Regions from separate parts of the Mus musculus genome. Here region 1 is linked to region 2. The links are chromatin loops, found by intact Hi-C in ENCODE. Cell type or tissue: heart. All regions are shown on one strand. Each heading gives the region's core, and the rest is flanking DNA. Links, peaks and the distances in the headings are about the cores only.

Region 1 (8,332 bases), core at 125-8,124, 51 kb before region 2:
ATCTCCAGTGAGGTCAGGCATATGTGACAGCGCCACTAGATGATGAGTTTGGTATCTCCAGTCCCTAAGAGAAGTTACATCCTGAGCAGCAAGAGCAAGAAAACACTTTCGTTTCCTTTTCCAGTATTTGTGCTCATATCTGCTCATCCACCAATACTATCATCTTTTAAGTCACAAAAAGAAACCATCTGAGCCCTGGGTAGCTTTCCCTCCCAGGTCTGTGTGAGTGCTCACCCCAGGGACAAACCGCTGTCATCTATGTCCATCCCAAGACCAGGTCAGGTTGGGGATGAGGTAAGGACTAGGCCACCTGTGCACTATGTGTTAGGCCTTTGCTCCTGTGTCACAGTCCATACATCAGCACAGGCAAAGAGCCAAGAATGAGACTGCCCATGCTTTGCGCGCCATGCGGCTTGCTGCTCTCCAGGCAGCCCTATCCCACTTTGATGGTAACAGGAAGAGGAGAGACACTCTGGGGGCTGGACCCTCTATCCTGAACCTGCTGCTCACTGAGCTCATGACTCAGAGTGTCCTCTATAGCCTACTGCTTCTGGGTGGAAATCGGAGCTCCCTCCAGGTTCTGAAAGGAAGCTGGTAACAGGGTCACTGTTAGAGGAAATAAGAAATGAGGAAATACCCTACATCTGTTAACACTCCATGCCAGCCCCATGGCTGATGACGTGGGGATGCATGTTATTTTATGGATTTGTGTGAGTTTGGACCCAACTTATATTAAAATACAATTATACATATACACATACATAATACAATTATATTAAAACATAATAAAATAATAGAAAGAGGGAGGGGTAAGAGAAAAACATTAGCGAGAATGAGAGTATTATTTAGCTTTAAGATTAGCCATGATCCTGGCCTGGTGGAGCAAGCCAGTAATCACAACTACTTAGGAGGCTGAAGCAGACGAGTTCAAAGCCAGCCTGGCCTACAGAGTAGGTTCAAGTCAATCTGCAGGAGTGAGACCCATCTCAAGATAAAAGGAGAGCTACAGGTTAGCATCATGGTGGACTGCTTATATAGCACTCACAAGACCCTCAGGTCAAGCCAAGTCCCACTACTAAAGGAGAAACTAAACATTAAATGGAGTAATGTGACAAAGACAAGGCTGTCGCACCTTGGTTGGCAGAAATGCCACTTTCAATTATTATTGTCCAGATGAATGCTTCCTTTCTTTTGAGGCAGATCATCCCCCAAGAAAGGGAGTCTCACTGAGCCTCTCTGTGGCCCCTGCCCAGGTCCCATACTTCTTTCAGAGCAGTCCTATTGAGACTTGGAAGTTATATCCATATTCAGAGTTTCTTATGAAAAGATATATACTCAGAGTGTTTCTACTCCAAAAAAGAAAAAAAGACCTAACTAGTCGCATGTCATCATACATTCTGGCCGTCTGTAGCCCTGACTAGTCGAATGTCATCGCACATTCTGACCGTCTGTGAGTGATCAGAGTCACCAGAGCTGATTGTCCCCAAGCTCAGGAGCTACATTTATCCAGTAGGCTTCCAGCGTCACCACTGTTCCGCGCTCCCAGCCACCTCTGCTCTACCCAAGCTTTGCCTATGATAAAGACACAGTCACCGCTGCACATAGACCCTGCTCTGATGGGAGCCCTGGCTAGCGCGGCCTAAGAAAATATTTACTTTGGCCTTAATTTCTGTTGTTTGTAGTACATTTATCCCACATTGTCACTTGGTAATTGGAATTGAAAAAGCTAGAGATAACCTGTTTGGAGAGGAGTAGGGGAAGTTGGGTGTTTATAAAGAATTGCTTCCCTTGCTGAGCCTGCCTCAGCCGGCACCTCACTGAGCCTCCTCGAGATAATAAACCTGCAGTTTCAGTAGAAGATTTTTTTCCTTGTATCTTTTAAGGAAACAATAGTTAACTGCTGATAACAGATCAGCCAACAGAACCTTCAGCTTTGTTCAAGTACGGGACTGTTCATAGGTGACTCGACAGACTAGACCCAGAAAGACTTAATGAAAAGTATTTTTGACAACCTTGGTTAGTCCAGATTCAAAGATAAGTTTTGTGAAAAGCTTTGAGTGGCAATTGCATTTTGATACACTGGAATTAAGAAGAGCATTTCTGCCCTAAGCCTTCATTACAGACATGACTGCAGAGTACGGACCGCAGCCAGTCCACTCCTCTGAGCACTTCTATACACTGATTTATATTTCTTTCAGCAAGTGACAGTAGTGTTTTATAAAGGAGTCATGAAGTTTTGTTTTGTAAAAGCCTTCCTATTATAAGGATTTTCAACAACAGTGATAAAAAGCTGATGCCTGTGAAACGATGACCCTAGTCGTGTGCACCCGGCAGGTAAATACGCCATGCGAGACCTGGTGAACAGGCTTCCAGGTGGCAACGGCCCCAGCATCCTGTCCGATGAAACCGTGGCAGCCATCTGCTGTGCTCTGCACGAGGTCACCAGCAAAAACATGGAGAATGCCAAAGCTCTGGCCGACTCGGGAGGTATAGAGAAGCTGGTGAACATAACCAAAGGCAGAGGAGACAGGCAAGTGTGAGGGCCTGGGGCCTGGGGTGAGAGAAGGAGCCATGCCGGAAGCGGGGATTTATTTCTGTTTCTCACATGTTGTCTACACCAGCTAAGACTTGTAATGGTGTGGGCTGCTTTTTGTCATATGCGGGCATTTCCTTTATTATAGTGTGCCTCACTCCTTCACTCTGTCCTCTGAGGTTACTGTAACAAAATACTGTGGGCTAGGGAGCTTATGAACAATAGAAGTTTATTTCCCACAATTGTGGCACCTGTGAAATCCAGGATCAAGGTCCCAACAGATTTTATGTCTGGTCTAAGTCCCTTTCCGGTCTTAGAGAGAGTGAGCTTTGCCCTCACATGGAACAGTCTCTTCCAGGTGACTCTTCTCAAAGGCTGCCCCTCCCAGCACTGCCGCTTTGAGTTAGGACTTGTACTTAGGAATGTTGGAGAGACTCAGGTGTCCAGGCTGTAACCATCCCTAAAGCTACATTTGTTCATGTCCGCTCCTAGAAGAACCAAAAGCACCAGGGTGGTGACAATCTTAGGGCCACTGTCGCCTTTGCAGTTTGGGCTCTGTTCCATGCCTACAGCCTATTCTGCAAGAATGTCTTTAAATCCTCACTTTTGAGATTGATTCTGCTGCCAAGTGCCCAGAGAGCATGAAAACCAGCACTCCGCGTGAGTGCTCTGGGCTCAGTCCCTTTGCTTTTGGACGACAGTAAAAGATGAAGCAGCACCAGTGGGCAGAGAAGATCGTAGCAAAATAGAGGTTTCTTGTCGCGGGGCTGCAGCTGTGACTAAATCTGCCTTAGTGTCAGATCAGCGAAATGGAACTGGGAATGCCAAGTACCTTCTTCAAAACGTAGGTCAGCAGCGCTCTCCCATGCCCGCGCTCTCCCATGCCCGCGCTCGCGCGCGCATACACAGTTCCCACTAAGTTCTCCCTGGCACTGACTGTTTTGAGTTGTCTGCTAGCATCTCACTCCCAAGGTCCTGGGACTTTGTCCCTTATCTGCTGTTGTATCCTTAACAACAAAAGCTTGGTCCTGGTACATGCATAAGGACAATTTATTAATCAGCTGAATGCCAATGCTGAGTTTGACATTACAGCTCTTCAAGTCTTTCCAGTTGATACCACTGAAGGAATTCTTAAAGTATAGAAACAGTGCAAAAAGCCATCACCTTACCCACGAGAAGCCCCAGCTGTCAGCATAGACAGCGTAGCACATCGGCGTTTTTATTTATTGTATTTTTAAATTTTCATTAGTAACAAATGCATACAGTATATTTGTTTGTTTTGATTATTTTTTTTTCTCTTTCAAATAAGGCCCCATCGTGTAGCCCGGGCTCACTGTGTAGCCCGGGCTGGTCTCAAAATTCATAGCAGTCCTCCCAACTCAGTCTACTGAGTTCTAGGATTACAAGAGTAAGCTACCTGCCCTGCCTCTGCTGTTTTGTGCTCCACTCACTGCATGTCCGCGTGCTGTCCCGGTACAGGCTTACAGCAGTGAGTGGAGCACAAAACAGTGCTCCAGGGCTGAGGCAGACAAGGCGCCCAATGAGTAACAGCAGCAGAGCCTGGCAGATGGCACTCACAGGCACAGATGACAAACGCAGAGAATGCGGCAAGCATGTCAGGGAAGGAGAAGTGTCAGGGAAGGCCTCCTGGTGATGGCAGGAAGCTGACCTGAGGGAGGAAGTGTGTGGGATGAGGGCGGGAGGAAACTGCGCCCCTCTGGGGCAGAAGCATGTGAGCAGAGTCCAGCAAGAGGCTGCCGGGCGGGCGAGGAAAAGCAGAACATGGTGCAGGAGGAAGAAAGGGAGTTTGGGGGAGCAATAGGACCGAGAAGCAGTAGGACCTTATAGTCGGTTCTCAGTCTCTGAATGACACCAGAGCCTCTGGAGAGCAGTGAGCAGAGGAGTACCATGGCCAGTTTCCCACACGCACACTGAAGGCTAGGGTGCAGTGGCTGCGGTGACGTCAGCAGCATTGCTGATGGGGTTGAAAAGCAATTCAACAGGTTTTACTAATGAGTGAGCGGCAGGAGAGGAGAGGATTGTGAATGACGCCAAAGTGGTTGTCCAAGAGGCCACATCTAGGCAGGGAAGCTTATGGGAGGACCGTCCTGAGTTTGCTCTGGACTTGGGTGCGTGGGGATAACTATTAAACATCCAGTGAGTGTGTGTGTGTGTGTGTGTGTGTGTGTGTGCGCGCGTGCATGAGTGTGGTAGGTCAACAGGAGAGAGGTACAAGGCCAATACTCAAACTGGAAAAATATACCTGGGCGGTCAGTCAGCATTTAAATGGCTCATTTATAGAAGTGAAGGTTGACAGGTATCAGGGAGATTAGGACCCCAAAATAAACGCAGAAAGGAGCAGCCAGAACCCGGGAGCATGTGGTAACTTGGAATCCAAACGGAAGGAGATGACGAGAGTTAGGCTGGAGTCAGAAGCCCTGCTTACTCGGGTAGAACAAGCTTGAGGCCTGACCATCGGATACGACAGTCATACAGAGGCTGTGAATTGAAGAGGAGATGGGATGGGAGAAATCAGAGGTGTGAGTGGCTGCTTTCAGGGGCTTCTTGTGTGCTGCAAAGGTTAGAGGGCACTCTTGCCTTTCCCAGGATTCTGGTTCTGCCCACAGAATCTGGTAGCCTCCATCCTGCTCCTTTGGCTGCTGGTTTGCAGCCTGAGTCTCTCCATGCTACCTGTGTCTTCATTAAACCGCATCTCTCCCTAGATCCTCTCTGAAAGTGGTGAAGGCGGCAGCCCAGGTCTTGAATACATTATGGCAGTACCGGGACCTCCGGAGCATTTACAAAAAGGTAACAAACACCCAAGGGTAGCTGCGGCTCATGGCCTGATGAGCGATCCTCATAGCCCGAGTTCCTAATTGCAGTTAAGTGCTGGTTTTCATTTTGAGCTGTCTCTTTTAACTCCACAGGATGGGTGGAATCAGAACCATTTTATTACACCTGTGTCCACGCTAGAGCGAGACCGATTCAAATCACACCCTTCTCTGTCCACCACCAACCAACAGATGTCGCCCATCATTCAGTCAGGTCAGTGTGCGTTTGTATGACAAAAGATTGTATGTGCGCGCGCGCACACACACGCGAGCGCGCACACACACGCACACGCGCACACACACACACACACGCGCACACACACACGCACACGCGCACACACACACACACACACACGCGCGCACACACGCACACGCGCACACACACACACACACACACGAGCAGATTAAGCATGTCACTTCAGCTCTGCCCATCTATCTGAGAGCATGCTTTCAGAGTCGCACGCTGTTGTAAACAGCCACTATCTTTCATTTGGAAAGAAAAAACTGCTTACATCAGCTGCAGTGCATTAAAAAAAGAAAAGAAAAGCCTCCAGGGCCAGCCCCCACCTGAATGCTGCTTCCCCACATTGGGGAAGGGGCCCTGGCATTGTATCTGACCAGTTGGACCAGTAACCTGATGCAGAGTCCTGGGAGGTGGGGAGTCATTGAAGATGTACTGGCTGACTAGGAATGTCCTCTCTGCCAGCTTTGCATAAGTTTTAAGTCTCCTCCTAAGGAGCTGCTGCTGCTGCTTTGTGTGGAGTTTTGTTTGGTTTTGGTGTTGGTTTTTCCTTAGTTTTCTTGGTGAAACTTCTTAGGAACAGGCTTCTAGAACATAGGTCATTGGAGCTTTGCAGTGGCACCTCCCAGTCGCCTGGCTGCTTTGCAGACCCGCACCCCCACACCCTTACACCACCCAACCAGCCACCCTGATGTGGCCTTCTAGAAAGTTCCTTGGATGTTCAGCTGAGACGCTTGGCAACTGCTCCACCCACTCATTTGCAGAGCTCAGCCGAATGCTTCATGCTATGACTGCCGAGTCAAACAGTCCTGTAAACTTAATTCTTACCTGCATGAAGCAGGAAAAATGACGCTTCTTACTTTGATTTGGCTTAAATCCCACGTTCTGACACATATATTATCTGCTGTAGACAGCGGTGCAGTTTCTGACAGTCCTATTGCTCATGTGGACAAATGTGGACAAAAAGACTGATGCCCATGCCCAGGGGCTCCCGCCACGGAATTGGATGTCTGTGTTTGTGCTAGGAGTTAACCGCTGTCTGCTTTATTTGATGATTTCTTTTCTTTCTTTTTTTTTTTTTTAAAACCTTGTTTACACCTACTGTGTATAACAGATATATATGTCTTGGTTTAAAATTACGAGCTGTGTTATTCATCAAGAATTCTGCTTGGTTTTGCATACATCCTTTTATGAAAATATTCAGCATGCCCGTCAGGGGGAACAGGAGAGGTGGGTGGCTGCCAGCCATGGGCCTTCAGTGCAAGCACAGAGTCGTTTCAAACAGATCAGCACACAGCTACTGTGCAATGGATTTGCCACTGGGACCTCAAGCAGAAGTGCTGGTGGCCCCGCCCTGGTGCTAGGTAGCCCTCTGTGTTCCACTTAGAGGGAAGATGTGTGTCGCTCCTGTCTCCCAGCTGTCTAAGGGCCGACCCTCGTCACTTGGCACTGAGGAGGGATGTGCTTATAAGCATGTCCCCTGCCTCCTTAGTGTCTTCACAAAGGGAAGCTGCTGTCTTCTGTCCTGCCATCTTCCCAGAAGTGAGCTGGAAGTGACACAGACACACAGATACGCATGCTCAGCCCGCCCACCCAACAGCACAAGAAAAGAACTGCCCTGCCAGGGCCCTCAGAAGGCGTGGCTGTGCAAAGCAACAGGGCCAAGGCTGGAGAACCACTGCTTTCAAGTGAATTGGGTAAAGATATGGCCTCTGGTTATTATTATTACAGACCAGACTGTTAATGGGGAAAGAAACACCTCACATTACCTTCCTGGCCAAAGTTTTAAAAATAATAATAATAATTGTCCAAAAGGGGACCCAGGAGTAGATGGCTAGTCATGGCTAGTCATTATCAGCTGTGTGGCCCAGGCTAGCATCAGAAGTCACCGGGGACACCGGGTTCACATGATCTCCTGACAATAGATCACCGTAGAGAAGCATAAGTGTTATTTACTGGGCACTTCTAGACACACTAGACCAGGCCAGAAATTAAAACACACTATAAAACCTGCTACCAAACATCTGTACATAAACGATGGCAGATAGTTTATAAGCAGCTAAACTATGACCACAAAATAGAAATAACTCTTGCATGGCTCTTAAGTTACTCTAGATGGTTCCAAGGTGGGTCAAGTCCCTGGATCCCTGCTGCCTGCTGCCTGCCACCCCCTACCCTGGGCTTCTAGAGCTGGCTGCTTGCTACAGCTCGGCTGTGGGCCCAGGTGTCACCCTTGCTGGGATAGGAATGTAGGGTGTGTTCATGGTCCTGGGGTCTGGCTGCTCTTTGTCCTCAACACCTCTCAGAGCCGGTTTTACTGTGGCATTGCTAATAAATAGCCTTTGTTTTCCTGGAGCACTTTCCAGATTTGCTGACAATCTGATTTCTCTCTTTTCCCCTCTCCTTCCTTTGCCTCTCCCTTCAGTTGGCAGCACCTCTTCCTCACCAGCACTGTTAGGAATCAGAGAGCCTCGCTCTGAATACGATAGGACCCAGCCACCTATGCAGTATTACAATAGCCAAGGGGACACCACACATAAAGGCCTGTACCCTGGTAAGATGCCAGTTGGGTGTGTGATGTGATACCTGAAGGAGTCACCTCTCTGGGTGGCTCAGCCAGTGTCCTGGGAACAAGCCTATGCTTATGTCAGCTCGGTCGTAGCAGCAAACCACCCCATTCCTTCTCCGCTGCTGTCAGGATTGTTGCCCTCTCTGCTTGTCTTAAAT
Region 2 (8,332 bases), core at 96-8,095:
CACTGCCCAATCACAGGCTCTAGCCTTTATTGAGCAGTTAAAATGGGGAGAAGGTTCACATGAGATCTCCTCAGTATGTGATTGACTGCTCATAGGGGCCAACCCCTTGCTAATGCTACTTTCGTGTGTGTGTGTGTGTGTGTGTGTGTGTGCTAGCAATGGCTATTTTACTGGGTTTAGAGTGTTTCTTTTCACTTTCAGATTGCCTTTGTCATGATTATTTAACAGGAAGTGTTTATAGGCAGGATACAGTTGAGTTTGGTTTTTACTCAGTCTTTGTGATGGCTTGAAGAAGAAATGATCCCCTTATGCATGGGCATTTGAATAATTGCTTCTCAGTTGGCAGAGCTATTTGGGGAGGTTTAGGAGCTGTGGCCTTGGTGGAGGAAGTAAAGCCCTGGGGTGAGCTTGAGACTAGATAGCCTGTCCTTCTGGTTAGCTCTCTCTGTTTTCTGCTTGCTTTTGACAATGTGAGCTCTTGGGTCTTCTGCTCCTGCCGGCATGGCTGCTGCTTGCTGCTTTGCTGCCATGGTGGACTCGATTCTTCTAGAACTGTTAGCAAGAATAAACCCCTTCTCCTACGAGCTGCCTTTAGCAAGGGTGGTTTATCACAGCAGCAGAAAGGTGGCTAACACATTCATCCAGCTTCTGCATTTTTTTATTGGTATCTTAGATCACTTATACGTATTAACATGCTAGGATTAGGTCTGATATTTTATTTGTTATGTTCTATATATTCCCCATGTTTTCAATCTTTTCTTAGTTGTTTCCATTTTATTTATCCATTCATTTGGGTAGTGGTGTGGATGTTCACCTTCATTCCACCATGCATGTGTGGCGACCGAGGGAACAATTTGCAGGAATTGAAACTCTCCTGTGTTTGCTTCAGGGACAAACTCAGGTCATCATGCCTGGTGGCAAGTACCTTTGCTTGCTGAGCCATCTCACTGGCCCTCAGTGTTTTCCCTTCTAGAGGATTCTTTGAACATTTTTTAGAATTCCACTTGGATTTATGTATCATTTTCAATGTATCTATCTCTTGGCATAGTACTTTAGCAGTTACTGTAGGCATTTCATTATGGCTATTGGTGTCATTTCAGCAGTGTGCATCAAGTTTAGAAACACCATACCCCCTTACATTTCTTTACAACTACACCTTATAAAATATCACTGCCTTAAATAATGTTTCATATATATATATATATATATATATATATATATATTCATATCAAACAGGTATGGTTTTTACTTTAAACATCAAACATAGTTTAGAAAACTATGAAGAGAGCAAAATGTACTGTGGCTCAACCATATTTTTTCCACTTAATATTCCAAAATTTCTTTTCTTAAAAAGAAGTGAGACCGGCCAGTGGTGGCACACGCCTTTAATCCCAGCATTTGAGAGGCAGAGGCAGGTGGATTTCTAAGTTCAAGGCTAGCCTGGTCTACAAAGTGAGTTCCAGGAGAGCCGGGGCTACACAGAGAAACCCTGCCCCCAAAAAACAAAAACAAAAACAAAAGAAGAAGAAGAAGAAGAAGAAGAAGAAGAAGAAGAAGAAGAAGAAGAAGAAGAAGAAGAAGAAGAAGAAGAAGAGACCCTTACTGTGTGGAAAGCTTCCTCTAGCCATGTGTTTGGACTACACCTGCCTGTAGTAAATTCTGTCAATTTCCCTTTCTCTCAGAATGTCTTGATTGTCCCTTTGCCACACCCACTCTAGTGAAAACCATGTGAGAGGCCCAAAAGCTTGGATGCAGTTCTGAGGCAAAAAGTTTCACGGAAACTTAGTCTTAGCATCCCATAGCACGAATGCTCCAAACTTGTCCCTACATCAGTCGGTGAACGGATCTTTGTGCTTTCCTTCAATATTGTTTAATTATAATAAAACTGGAACTGTTAGCAAGAATAAACCCCTTCTCCTACAAGCTGCATTAAGTAAGGGTGGTTTACCACTATTTAAGTGCTTCTAAGGAATGATTTTGACATATAGCTAAATTAGATTAGCCTCCACCAGTGTTCTAATATCCTAGGAAATTGTTGAGCCAACCTTGGGTTTTGTTTTTAGTAAGAATGCTACTCACTCAGACAAAGTGCCTCCAGTGTAGACAGTGAAAGATATCAGGCATTACAATTTACTGGAAAAGAGCTAGAAATCTCAGGGCTAGTCTACAAAGTAAACTTAGAATAACAGCTGAGTCACTCCCATGTGCAGGAATTTACAATGGCATGAAAGAAGGAAGGTTGTGGTCTAAGAAGGAACTAGAATAAATACTTAGAACAACAGCTGAGTCACTCCCATACACAGGAATTTACAACGGCCTAGGGGGAAGGTGGACTATACAATAGACTAGAATTGGAGCTATGGCAAGGGTATAAAGCCCTTGCCTCTGGCTTCTAAGAATAAGCTGACCTTAGGTGGGGCTGCTTTTGATCCCAGTTGTAATCACTGAATTTTATCCCAGTTGTAAATACTGCCTGGTTCCTGTTAGTTTTTGTGTATGCATTTCTCTGTTTTATGTAAAGAGTCATTTTGCATTGGGTAACCTCAATGTACCTTGGATGACCTTAATGCGTTGCCTAACTTCCTTGTTTTCTTCTGTAATTTAAGTCTGATACTCGTTTTGACAAATTACATTCAGATACAGCACTCTCTCTGGGTCAGCATCTGTTTGTCATTTTTCTGCTGACTCCTTACCCACCTGAATACCGGGACCCTGATTCTCCTGTGGGTTGAGGGGCCAACTGAGTCCAGTCCATGGCATCCCTTCATTCATCTCATTAACAATGAGAGAGGCTGAAAGTCCTGACTATTCATCTTTGAAGGACACATCATTACTCTTAGGTGGGGACTTAGTCCAGACTTCCTGTATGGACTCCACATACACTCTAGGGTAATCTTTGTCAGTCATCAAGGCCAAACCTTCTCACTCCATGTGTGGCCTTCTCTGGCATCACTCTGTAGAGACATTAGGTTCTTTATGGGCATGGTGAGGGCACAACTCTGGATTCTTCAATTGGCCTTTCTCCCAAGGGTATAAGGCCTTAGCTTTTCTGTGCTGTCCTGTAGTAAAGATGGAGTTGTCCTAAAGGCCCAGTCTGTGAGAATTCCCTTTTTCAGGCCTTTGCCTACACTTGAGGGCTCTTTGGCATGCACTTGCTACTGTGCCCATCTAGTCTAGAGTATGGAAGGCACAAGCACAGCCCAGGGAGTCCATCCTGTGTCATTCCTTAGGTCCGGCCTTTAGTCAGCCTGCCTTCTCTCTACTGTTCAGTGAATCCTTACATTAGACAACTGTGTGACTCTTCCTAAAGAGAGGTGGAAAGAAAGATGTCTGTGCACCAGTGGAGGAGTATGGAGATGACTTTCAGAAATGGCATCTGGCAAGGGGTAGGCAAAGAAGGAAGAATAAGTCATCAATGTTGGACCTCAAATGTACACTCTGAAGGAGAGAGTGTATTTGGTGTCTGCCACATCTCTGCATCCCTCATTGACATATCTTTGTCCATGGTACCCATCTTTCTGGCAAGGAAACCATCTGCTGAGTGATTGGTAGAATGAAGGTAAAGGCTGATGCAGATGAGTCTTCTCTGTTTGCAGCCATGTTGGCTGTCCAGGATGTGGCCCAGAGGTGCAAGGAGCTGGGCATCACTGCTCTGCACATCAGACTCCAGGTCACAGGAGGAAACAGGACCAAGACCCCTGGACTTAGAGCCTAGTCATCCCTCAGAGCTCTTGCTCACTCAGGGATGAAGAGGCAGATTGAGGATGTCAACTCCATCTCCTCTGACAGCACTCGAAGGAGCATGAGTCACTGCAGTCACTGTCTGTGAATAGAACTTCTCAAATTATTTTCTGTTAATAAATTGCTTTGTATAAACTAAGAAAGGAAGAAAGAAAGAAAGAAAGAAAGAAAGAAAGAAAGGAAGGAAGGAAGAAAGAAAGAAAGAAAGAAAGAAAGAAAGAAAGAGGAAAGAAGGGAAGAAAGAAGAAAGAAAGAAAGAAAGAAAGAAAGAGAGAGAAAGAAAGAAGAAAGGAAGAAAGAAAGAAAGAAAGAAAGAGAGAGAAAGAAAGAAGAAAGAAAGAAAGAAAGAAAGAAAGAAAGAAAGAAAGAGGAAAGAAGGGAAGAAAGAGGAAAGAAAGAAAGAAAAGAGAGAGAGAGAAAGAAAGAAAGAAAGAAAGAAAGAAAGAAAGAAAGAAAGAAAGAAAGAAAGGAAGGAAGGAAGAAAGAAAGAAAGAAAGAAAGAAAGAGGAAAGAAGGGAAGAAAGAAGAAAGAAAGAAAGAAAGAAAGAAAGAAAGAAAGAAAGAAAAAAAGAGAGAGAAAGAAAGAAAGAAGAGAGAAAGAAAGAAAGGAAGGAAGAAAGAAAGAAAGAAAGAAAGAAAGAAAGAAAGAAAGAAAGAAAGAAAGAAAAGATCTGTTCATCACAGATCAACAGGCCAAAGAAAGTATTCCAGCCCTCTACTTGGTAAAACAGTAAGAGTATCAGGGCTAAATTCTGGAGCATGGGGAAGGTGTTACTTACAGATGAGCCTCTCTTAGGCAGCTCCTTCACTGAAAAGCCCATCCTAGTATGTTTCATGACTCATAAAAATGACTTCTCTGGAACTTCCTGTTCAACTTGCAGGCAGCCTCACTGAGAAGTCTCTTCTCCCCATCAGTGGCTTAGTGCTTACATAACTCACAGCAGGGTCTCCTGAGTCTTGTAACTTTCTGATCTTCCTGAGTCTTGTAAGTTTTATGAGCTTCCTGGGCATCTTAAGTTCAATGAGTTCCCCCAGACTCCTTCTTCCTTTTGGGAGGGGATGTTTCAATTCAGAGAAAGTAGTTACACAAAAAAATCAAATGCCAGTGAGTTGAATTGCATTTAGAGGGATGAATAGGAAAAAACATATTTAACTTCATCTTTCTTGAAGTAGAATTCTAAGAAAATGATTTTCAGCTGAGAGATTCTTTTAATGAGGCTGATAAAAATAGCATAATCTTGTTAAGTCAAAATCAATATAAAGACTATAGATATTTTGTATAGCCAGAAGCACAAAAATAAACATCAGCATCTTCCACTCTGTTCTGAGACATTTTAGCAATTGTGCCATTTAAAACAAAAATTCCTCTGTGACAAAAATATTTCTGAAAAGCTACATTTGGAATAAAAAAGAAAAAAAGAGAGGCTCTTACTGTGTATCCCTGGCTGGTCATGATGTTCACTGTGCAGGCCAGGCTGGCCTGGAACTCATAGAAACCTGCCTGCTTCTACTTCCCTAGCACTAGGACTTAAGGCATGTGGCCCCCATAACAAGCTAAAACCAATTCTTCTTTCTTTCTTTCTTTCTTTCTTTCTTTCTTTCTTTCTTTCTTTCTTTCTTTCTTTCTTTTGTCACTGTTCAAGGTTTATTTGGTGTTTTCATTGGCATGACACTTGAGTGGTTAGTTCCATCATCCATATGCAGATCTCACATAATATTGCAATGCACACTACAGACACATATAATACATAAAATAGCCCATAGAACAGTTATGCACAAGATATGCATAATGGATTACACACTGGAGCCAGGTTATGACTAACTGGGAACTCGTTGGCCTAGGCATGTTTGGTGAGGGTGCGCAGGGCAGCAACGCAGCAGGCTCGCAGGGTAATGGAAGCCTGCACAGTTGGCAGTGTGTCTTGGAGACAGTGGGACTGTCACACTAACCAGGTTACCACTACACAAGTACCACTTGGCAGCAGGGCAGAGCTGTGGGAACTGAGATGTTTCTCCATACCACCTCAACACCATTGTACTAACCACAGCTCAAATGAGAAGGGTATGGTCTCCCTAGAAACCCTGCTGCAGCCTGGACAGTGAAGTGCTAGGACCCTGAGAAGACTTTAGAACTGCAGAAAAAGGGTATCTGCACTCTTCTTCAGGCGGGCCTCTTTCTCAGGAGTCAGTGTCACCTTCACAATATCTGAGATTCCATTTTGTCCCAGGATACACGGGACACTGAGGAAGACATCATCATTGATTCCATAGAGACCCTTAATCATGGTGGAAATGGGATGCACCCACCTAAGGTTCTTCATTATGCTCTTGGCCAAGTCTGCCACAGAGAGGCCAATGGCCCAGGATGTGTAACCTCTCAGCTTGATCACCTCCTATGCACTGCCCACCACCTGCTTGTGAACCTCCTTCCACTGCTCCTTGTCTGCATCAGTGCCCAGTTCTGGGTTCAGAGACTTCAGGGAGATGCAGACAACATTCACACCACTCCACACAGGCACACTGGAGTCGCCATGTTCTCCCAGGACCCAGCCGTGACAGCTCAGGGTGAACCCCCAGCCTTTCTCCCATCAGGTAATGGAACTGAGCTGAATCCAGATGGCAACCACTTCCGATAACTTGGCTTTTGGGAAAGCCACTGGTTTTCCAAGCCACATAGGTCAAGATATCCACTGAATTTGAGACAATCAGCAGCTTGCAGTGTGGACTGTACTTCACAGAGTTTGGAATGGTGAACTTGAAGATGTTCACATTTCGCTGGACCATATTGAGTCGGCTCTCTCCCTCTTGCTGACGGCCCCCCTATGATGATGACCCGCTTGGAGTTTGCAGTTACACAATAGTCTTTGCTGGAGACAATTTTTCCTTAAGAAGAATCACAGTCAGCTGGTCCTTGAGGGTTGCCATCTTGGACTTTGAATCTTTTGAGACCACTAGTGCATGATGGGGGCAGGGGGTGACAGGCGAGCAGCAGCGTGGCCTGGGCTCAGCTACCTACCGTGGTTCCAGCACCTATCTTTCTTTTTAAATAATGTGTATACGTATGTCTGTGTGCACATGTGAGTACAGGCCATGTGCACAGGTCACAGGTCACAGGTACTGTACTCACATATGCACTGGACTCTGCACACAGAGTCCAAAAGAAGGCGCTGGATCTCCTGGATCTGGAGTTACAGTCAGTTTTGAACCACCTGATACGGGTGCTAGAACCCAAACTCAGGTCCTCTGCAAGAACAGTAGAGGGTCTTAAGATCAGAGCCATCTCTCCAGTGCCCAGACAAGCTGTATTTGATCTTCACCCTCAACATACTCCAAGAAATCCTCACAGTAAATTTCCTGGGTAAAGAACATGCCCAGCTTTTTCATCCAGTGTTTCCCAAATTAAACCAAACAGAAGATTCTTCTCTAGGCGTCTAACGATGTCCTGTCAGAGTGGCCACTTTGGAAATATTGAGAGAACTAGCTCAGGGCTCAGACTCTGCAAGGGAGGGGGCTGGTCTCTCACTGCATTTTAGAAATGGGTGGGCCCCAGCACTCGGGAAGCAGAGGCAGGCAGATTTCTGAGTTTGAGGCCAGCCTGGTCTACAAAGTGAGTTCCAGGACAGCCAGGGCTATACAGAGAAACCCTGTCTCAAAAAAACAAAACAAAACAAAACAACAAGGGGTGGGGGGACATTCTGTCCTAATGGAGCATGCCCAGCAGGGCTGAGAGAAACAATAATTCTTTGCACTTTATTGACTCTGGTAACTTGTAAACCTTTATCTCATATATATATATATACATATATACACACATATATACGTATATATTGATATATATTATATTAGATAGATAGATAGATAGATAGATAGATAGATAGATAGATAGATAGATAGATAGATAGATAGATTACAAGAGGAGTGTATTACTGTCTCCATTTTGCAGGTGACATGGTCCAACAAAATGTAGTATTCTTACATGAGCTGTACTGACCAAAGGCTTGTCATATTGCCTGGAGCCCCATCCTGACAGGAGTGGGTGTGGCCTAACCTTCTCTACCAGCCTTCCAGGATCTCTATCCTTTGTCCTCCCTAACCAAAATCACCCACGGGGCTGCTAGTAGCTCACTGGTGGCTCACTTCCCCACCCAGGGCTCTACTGGGATGCCCTTCCTGCTTCCCAGAAGCCTTTGTTCCATGAAAAACAACTTGTTTTCCAGATCAAGACCTCTAGGGAGGTGAGGGGAACTAGAATCCTAAATACAGGATGAGGATCAAAATTAGTCCCTGACCCCTCACTTCCTCTTCAGCCATTACAGGCTGCTGTGCAAGTCAAGAGAGGAAGTAGCCTGAGAGTGGATTGACTGAGAAGAAAAGAGCAACATGTCCCCACTCCCAGAACTATACAATAGAGATTTGTCTGCTGTGTGCTTCAGTAGTCAGAGGAGGAAATGACCACTCGCTCTTATTTGGGGGACAGTTCAGTGTGGGGGCAAAAGATCACCACAGAAAATAAGGCACAGGATGACGCTACCACAGAAAATAAGGCATGGGATGACACTGTAAAAACGAAGCATTTGTCCCAGGGAGATCG

What was found. Peaks named below come from ENCODE experiments on the same cell type or tissue, not always from the same donor. Only the 100,000 strongest peaks of a DNase experiment are listed, where the experiment ranks them.
Region 1: a loop joins it to region 2, with 2.0 times the contacts of the local background. A loop is called at or near these places in 2 of 42 quality-filtered maps.

What each region holds. Positions count from the first base shown.
Region 1 is chr2:59,342,464-59,350,795 of GRCm38, forward strand. It overlaps Pkp4 (plakophilin 4), which reads left to right. Exons shown (of 22, transcript NM_026361.2): 17 at 2,335-2,530; 18 at 5,257-5,341; 19 at 5,461-5,578; 20 at 8,031-8,159. Among named protein-coding and RNA genes, the nearest start is that of 5330411J11Rik, 40 kb to the right of the region's middle. In heart, for the core only: a CTCF peak has its summit at 4,263; DNase peaks (open chromatin) are centred at 548 and 4,228; H3K27ac peaks cover 579 bases.
Region 2 is chr2:59,393,119-59,401,450 of GRCm38, forward strand. It overlaps Gm46743 (a long non-coding RNA gene), which reads right to left. Exons shown (of 3, transcript XR_001783312.1): 3 at 7,620-8,332. It also overlaps the pseudogene Gm13551 and the pseudogene Gm13549. Among named protein-coding and RNA genes, the nearest start is that of 5330411J11Rik, 11 kb to the left of the region's middle. In heart, for the core only: no CTCF peak of the experiment used is centred there; a DNase peak (open chromatin) is centred at 7,983.